Linked DNA regions of Homo sapiens: region 2 is linked to region 1. Evidence: read pairs that join two places in POLR2A ChIA-PET (ENCODE). Cell type or tissue: GM12878. All regions are shown on one strand.

Region 1 (4,000 bases):
ATCATAAAACCAACTGAATATTGTCTAAAATACTCTAGAAGCTGCAAATGATTCTGCCAGTCCTGAATGACAAAGCTCTTGGTTATTTATTCTCATGTAGATAACGTTCATACGAGATGGAACTTTCAATAACCACTGTTTACAATCACATTTTCACTTCTATTATCACTAATTGAAGAACATTTAGCTCCATTAAAATTAATAGCCCCATAAAAAGAGCTCAGATAACTCTTGATAATCATTCAGACATAGTTGGATATTGGCTTCAACTATTATTTCCCAGAAAGTTTGCACCTTACACTTCATCCTCTAAGTATAGAACTACAGCCTAAACAATAAAGTTAGGCAATGGCTTTTATTGAATATTTTGTATTATTAAATAACTGAGTCACAAAGATGGCACCAAAAAGGCAGGGCTTATAAGAATCTGTTTCTTCAGGGTACAATACATAATACATTTTGATGAGAAATTAAAGACATTTTTCTATGAAATTCTGTTATATTATAAAGCATATGATTTGTCAAGTGTCCATATATGTTCTCATTTTGATTACATCGACATTTCCACATCTTAAAAGTATGACTGCTCTATTCCATCAGGATCATTAATTAGCTTAATTTCCTGAAAATTAAAATGTTCAAATTCAGTGAAGCTAAGTCTTTAAAGTAACTTCCACTTAGCTTCCAAGTTCTGAGAAAGCGTGTGTATTCAATGCTTCTAATCCACTTACTTACCTATGAAACATGTGAACTAAATCCACTGCATAGATTTTACTCAGGCAATATAATTCAATTTCTTAAATATTTTCAAAAATGGGTGCTTTTAAGTATTTTATTTACATAATAAAAAATTGTCACTAATGTTTAATGTTGTCTCATATTTTCCTTGAAACAAAAATAAGCTTCAAAATAAAATAAAAATTGGAAAGTCATTTCCAGAAACAAGTTTTAAAATAATGCTAACTTCTCAAGTCTAGTATAGAACTATTAGCTATATGAAATTAGAATTCTCATCAACATTCTTTTTATACCTATATTCAATCATATAGACACTATATAGCATTAAAATGATTCACTGATACCTCAAGAAACACAGCCATATATACCAAATTTTTAAAGTGTATTTCATTTTAATAGTTCTCCCTTCCTATTAAAACAGAATCTTTTTTATTCAAGTGTACTTCTAATTTGACGTCATGATGGTGATTTGCACTACCCATTTGTCCTTAATAAGGATCTCCTGCTACAAAATGACAAGACAACAAAAACAAACCTCTTTGATAAAGAATCAGCACCTACACTGCGAAGGCATTCTGCATCATCCTTATCCTTATAAACTGTCACAAATTTGCCAACAAGATAAAAAGGAAATATAAGAAGTAGAACATGGATTTTCACTAATTCATTTTTTAAATGTACCAGTAGGTCTTTAAAAAAATGAGACTAAATAAAAATCATAAATCATTGTATTTTTCTTTACCCCAATTTCTTGTTTAACCTAGCCTAAAATTCTTCATATATAAACTATTCCATTAGCTGGCCACATGACATGAGAAATTCTGTACAACACAATATGTCTAATAAAATTAAGTTGACTTTAACCACAATGTCATTTAAAGAAGCCAATTAAATTATCCAAAAACACAAAGCTTAAAGAGTAGCCTTGGGAATAACTTTTTTCTTATAGCCATTACCAAATCCTCACTAAACTGATTACCTATGCAAGAATAGTAGCACAAAGCTGAAGAAAAGGCACTCACATCACTCCCCAGCTTATCTAAGAACTCATAAAAGTAAAAAGATCTAACCATTTTATTTTATTAGATTCTCTAATATGTAAAATGCTGCTACTTTTCTGCAGTTTAACATTATTAATCATTTGCCTCCTTTCCTTTTCTCTACTACCTAAAAAAACTTAATTCTAGCCCTAAAAGTATATTAAAAACAACAGCATGAATTCAGAAATTTGTCCCTTTGGTTGCAGAACTTCATTATACCCCCAAAAAAGAATTCACAAAAAAATTCTAAAAGGAAATTAGGACCCCAAATTTTATAATACAGCCAGCCTTGGTGACCATCAATCTTACCAGATACTGCTCTATCTTCTATGTGTATTTAATGGGTGTGGACCCATTGCCTGATGGGATCTGTAGATTCTAAAAAAAAATGTGTGGATGACAGTCTTTTGCTTCTTTTTTTGAAACTATGAACCTAGAGCTTGAAATATGTTGCAAATTTAATTCCACTGCATATTGTAGAGTTGATCAGTTTCAGCTCTGATATTCTAAAAGACTGAATAACCTATCAACCATAATTAAAGTGCATACATATGAATATGTGCATATATATTATAAAATACTTTGATAATTACATCTACAATCTATGTATTACGATGTAAAATAGGAATTATGGTTCTTAGAGGAAAAATGTACACCATAAGTATCTATTCATATGAAAATAATAGTTCAAGTATACCTGGAAACTTTTCATTTAAATGCATTGAACCACTTTATAGACATTTCAATATACATTGTATATATTTGTGTCTTTATTAGGGCATAGATTTTGTTTTTCATTGTCATATTTTTATATATTAATATAAATATTGCTACTACTTTCATATATTCAGGAATTCTAAAATTTCTTTGTATCTTTATCACTTTCAGGCATCAACATTTGCCAGCAATGCCTTAATACTTCAACGTGTGTATTATACCCATTTCACAGATGAAAAGAGTTTTGCCAAACCATTTAGATAATGCTTTCCTAAACTCAGGAAAGAAAACAAATGATTTCCCCGGAGTTACCATGTAACCTCGATGGGTCCACAATCGCCTCACCCATACCCAACCTCCATCCCATTTCCCATTATGGCACCTACCCTAGTGTTGTCATGGTGACGATGGTATACCAGAAGGCTGCAGGGATGCTGGTGAACTTGCTAGCCGAAGACCCCTTCTCTGCGTAGAACATAACTGTAGCGAAGATGATGATAGCCATGGTGAGCGAGAAAAGCAAGAAGCCCAATTCTGAGGCACAACTCTTCAGTGTGTACCCCAGGATGCGCAGGCCTTGAGAGTGGCGGGAAAACTTAAAGATCCTGAAGACCCGGAAGACTCGGAGTGTGACAAAGGCTCCGCTGACGTCCTCATTGTCTGTCATCACCAGCCCAATGTAATAAGGCAGGATGGCCACCACGTCGATGATACTCATGACACTACGCACAAAACGGTAACGACTAGGCGCTGCAGCCAGGCGAAGCAAATACTCAACTGTGAAGATCATGACGCAGGCCGTGTCCAAGCAGAAGAAGGCCACAGCATACCGCTCTCCACAGGGCAGTTCTTTAATGTGACCTGGGCTTGATCCGCACGGCACTGTTTCCACCACATTCGCGATGACAGAGACGGCAATGAAAAACCCCGTGACATAGTAGAACACCAGGGCCATCGTGCTGGTGTGGGGGTTCTCGAAGGCCCTCCAGACCCTCTGCCTTGCAGTCATGGTGGGCAAGGCGCTCTCCCCAGCGGTGTCGGTATCCGCGTCGTCCTGCAGGCGCTCGGCGTTCTCTCGCCTGCGATCCTTGTACTCCTCATAACAGCAGTCGCCGATGATTTCCGGGATGAGGCCAAAGAAGGCCAGTTCTTCATCGTAAGCAGAGATGCACTCGTGGCGAGGATAGTGGAGCTTCCCAGTGCGGTAGAAATTCAGGATGTGGCGGAAGATGTCTGGGTCACGGTCAAAGAAATACTGCTGAGTTTCTGGGTGGTAGAAAAAGTCCCTCTCAGAACTGCCCAGTAGAGTGTCTGGGTAACGTTCCAGGGTGTCCTGCCACGTCTGGAAGCGGGTGCCACTCACATTCAGCACAATGAGAGCATCTTGGGTCCTTTTCCTCTCCTGCCTCGGGGGAGCCGGCATAGGCCCCGAGGCCACAGGCATCCACCCGATAGCCGCTGCCCTTGCAAAAGGCAGCCACGCTGCCACCCCCGCCGCCATGATT
Region 2 (4,000 bases), 60 kb before region 1:
CCAGAGTGAGACTCTGTCTCAAAAAAAAAAGATAGTAGCAAGGTTAGAATGTGACACCAGGTCTCTTTTCTAGTAGACTAGTGTTCTTTACTACACCCAACTCTCTGTAGAAAATTATGAGTGCATATAAATATATGTTTGCCAAATAAACCAAATAACTATTTTATTAACTGACAATTTAAAACAATTATACAACTAAAATAAATTTAAAAACATATCAAATGTCTATAAATGTAGACAACCTTCAAAACATTTAAAACATAATTTAAAATTTAAAATTATTTTGTAAGTTTTCTCATTATAAGAAAAATTTCGGTTGATAAAATCATATCCCCAAGAAATACTAGGCCTATAGAAAACAAAAAATAATAAAAAAGAACGTGGTAGAATATTCTATAGTTAACTTCAAAATACCATTTCAATATGCTTTAAAAAATCTATCTTCACATTAAATAGTTGAAGAATGGAAGCAAAAACATACGATATTTAGATAAAAAACAAAGCCCTTAAAAAAGAATGAAAGCAAAAATGTACAACATTTAGATAAAAAACAAAGCCCAAAATAAGTCAGGGAAAGATTGGCTATATAACTTAGAAAAGTCACTGTACTTTCTATTATCTAGTGAGAAGTAAGAGATACTGGATACAAACAAAACCCAAACACTATGTCTGAATTGTAAAGGTTTTTCATATTTTAGTTGTTTTGAACTTGTGATTAGCGTACCACACTAAGACACAAATGAATTTAAAAAGTGATAAAATGACATGAGACAATGAAATATTCATAATTATGATGCCTAATGACAGCACAGCAATCAGGAATAACAAACATCTAAGTACCCATTAACTCCTCAAATTTCTAAAGATCTTCATATCAGAGCTCTCCTGTGTAAAGATGTTATATTTAATGGATAAAAGGACAATTTTTATCACTGTGAAACTCTGAAATGTAAAACAGCTTGACTTTTTTGATGCACCATGTCAGCATATTATGTTCAAACAGACTTTTTTCTGGGCAGCTCAATAAAAACTTTTAAAACTTCAAAAGAATACAGTGTCTTAGGATCATTTCTCAGAAGAAAGTTCTTGATACAATGTCAGAAAATATATAAAGTTTGTTTCCAAAACAATAATCACACCTCATTACAACTTTTGTAAACGAATAATCAGTTATTATCTTTCTTCCTTTTGCTCTTTCTAGACTTGTGCTTATTTTTCATTATATGCACATGTTATTTGCAGGTGTTGGCTTACCTGCATCTTTATACACATACACCTATTAGTTTCTTGATCTAGAAAGTTAAAGTTACAGATATATGACTTTAGAATGGGAAGAGAATTTACTGTAGTCTATTACAATCTCCTGGTTTTGATAATGGAGAAATAGAAGTGAAAGTCTTAAAAATACCTACTCATTAACAGAACCCAGGTCTCCTGCCCCTAGTGGCAATGTTCTAATATTCCACACTGCTCCACTATATACTCTCTGAGCTGACAGAGGCTCACTAAACAAAATCTTTGCTAGGCCCTGATGTTTTTACATACATCTTAGGTTTGATAATCTTTGCTTGAATAGGAGATTTAAAAATGACTTCAACTTCAATTGCCAAAATTACTACCTGCATGGCAATTCTTTCACAATATACTGAATGTGTTAAATTACCTATTTGCAAAGACTAAATAAATAAAAAGAATCTTATTTGGTTTTCTAGGTGGTGAAAAACAATATTATCCAGTTCCTCTTGTTTCAAAATTAAATCGTATACTTTTTTTAAAGGAATGACTTTCACCTTGTAGCATGACAAGCTCTCGAAATTGTGAGAAACCTTAAAGTTACATACGTGGAGAGGCTTCTATTATTTTTCTTTGTTTTACTTGTCATATGAATTTTCCAAGAAAAAAAAAGCCAAACAAAAGTTAACTAAATTTTTTGTATAGTCAATCTTCCCTTTCAGGTGGAGATAGAGAGCTTAAGTTGTAAACAAAGCCATGATGGAGAGAAACTAATTTATTAGACCAGTTTTTTAAAATTTAATTTTAGTGTTTTAGGGTTCAAGAGAGTGGCCTCCTAGAGATCCTTCTAAAAACACTGATTTGGGCTTTTCCTTTAATCTTCCACTTATTTGAGGATTTTAACACACATCCTAGCTGATATGTATGCACCCTTATGTCTGTACACATAAAAGTGATTTTTTTTTCTCATCTCTTTTGGGCTTCTACCATTAGAAAAACTGATTTTATTTTCAGAAAGATAATCAGCAAAGAACTGGAATAATGCTATCTCTACATGGAGAAGGACTTTACTGGCTTCATTAAAACTTAAAATCCAAATGGTTTATGTAATTATTTATCCATTTATAAAATAAATACTATAGCTACTATCTACATCCCTATACTAATAAAGTAATAAATGCTAATAAAATTCAACTCTATAATATACGGAACCTGGCTTCAAAAAACAATGTCTTCATAAGGAAGAAGTTACACATGCAATCACAAGATGGACCGTGTCAAGAGACTTGGAAAAAGCCCACTCTAAAACATATATGACCCTAAAAAGAAAAATAAAAAGAGAAGTTGGCATTTTCAAATTGGATGACAATATGAACAATCTTCAGAAAATCCCAAATTTAAGAGATTGGGACTGCGAAAGCGGGGTAATTATTAACAGAACCAAGGATGCTCAGATTTGAAAATGTCTATAGACATAATCTGATTTAGCTATCAACATTGCCCTTAAATAAATTCTACAATATTCTTGAGCAGTGCGTTTGGTTACTTCCGACTAATTCCTGTGATGAAAATTTTTTTAAAAGAAAAAATATATAACTATATGTTTATCCCACCTTAAAAAATAATGGTTAGCCAAAAAAATTAGGAATTATGGTTTTGAGTTTTTGCATTAGAATGTTTTTACTCCTTATGCAATATTATTTGTGATATTGCTTATTTGTTCTTTCCTAAGTTTGATTAAGTATTTGAGCATACTAGAAAAAAAATATTTAAAAGAACCTAGTAATTAATCTGTGTTTCTAGTGTAAAAAGTTTGGTGAAGTTTTACTTGTAAATGGCAATCGCCATACTATTGCTGCCAGGGAAGAAAAGGAAGAAATATTTTTTCTTTAAAAAAGCCAGCCGGGCGCGGTGGCTCACGCCTGTAATCCCAACACTTTGGGAGGACGAGGCAGGTGGATCACAAGGTCAGGAGACTGAGACCATCCTGGCTAACACGGTGAAACCCCATCTCTACTAAAAATACAAAAAATTAGCCAGGCGTGGTGGGGGGCGCCTGTAGTCCCAGCTACCCAGGAGGCTGAGGCAGGAGAATGGCGTGAACCCGGAGGTGGCGCTTGCAGTGAGCCAAGATCGCACCACTGCACTCCAGCCTGGGCGACAGAGCGAGACTCTGTCTAATAAATAAATAAATAAATAAATAAATAAATAAATAAGTAAGTAAGTAAATAAATAAATAAATAAATAAAGCAAGCCATGGACAAACCAAGGCCTGCTATCAGGTTCATTTATATGGTTCCTATCCTTCTTTTTTTTTTTTTTTTTTTTTGATAGAGTCTTGCTCTGTCGCCCAGGCTGGAGTGCAGTGGCATATTCTCACTGCAACCTCTGCCTCCTGGGTTCAAGTGATTCTTCTGCCTCAGCTTCCAGAGTAGCTAGGACTACAGGCATGCACTACCACGCCCAGCTAATTTTTGTATTTTTAGTAGAGACGGGGTTTCACCATGTTGCAGTCTGGTCTCAAACTCCTCACCTCAGGTAATTCACCCACCTTGGCCTCCCAAAGTGCTGGGATTACAGGTGTGAGCCATCACGCCCAGCCAGGATTACTTTTTAAACTCAATTTTATTCTCCTAGCCTTTTCCTCTTCAGTGGGGATGCGAGTAAGACTTGACAGACTTAACATGGTCAAGCTGTACTCTTCATGGTGTCATCTCCACATCCGGTGCTTGTCCTATCCATGTTGGAGAATGGATTACTGAACCAT

The links. Peaks named below come from ENCODE experiments on the same cell type or tissue, not always from the same donor. Only the 100,000 strongest peaks of a DNase experiment are listed, where the experiment ranks them.
Region 2: POLR2A ChIA-PET joins it to region 1 with 5 read pairs; 2 of 35 experiments call an interaction of 5 or more read pairs at or near these places.

The regions. Positions count from the first base shown.
Region 1 is chr7:120,274,629-120,278,628 of GRCh38, reverse strand. KCND2 (potassium voltage-gated channel subfamily D member 2) reads right to left here. Exons shown (of 6, transcript NM_012281.3): 1 at 2,882-4,000. The coding sequence starts at 3,996. Among named protein-coding and RNA genes, the nearest start is that of KCND2, 3.5 kb to the right of the region's middle. In GM12878, no CTCF peak of the experiment used is centred here; no DNase peak of the experiment used is centred here; H3K4me3 peaks cover 2,272 bases; H3K27ac peaks cover 256 bases.
Region 2 is chr7:120,334,918-120,338,917 of GRCh38, reverse strand. The region is part of intron 1 of KCND2 (potassium voltage-gated channel subfamily D member 2); the gene reads right to left. Among named protein-coding and RNA genes, the nearest start is that of KCND2, 64 kb to the right of the region's middle. In GM12878, a CTCF peak has its summit at 1,447 (motif pointing left); no DNase peak of the experiment used is centred here.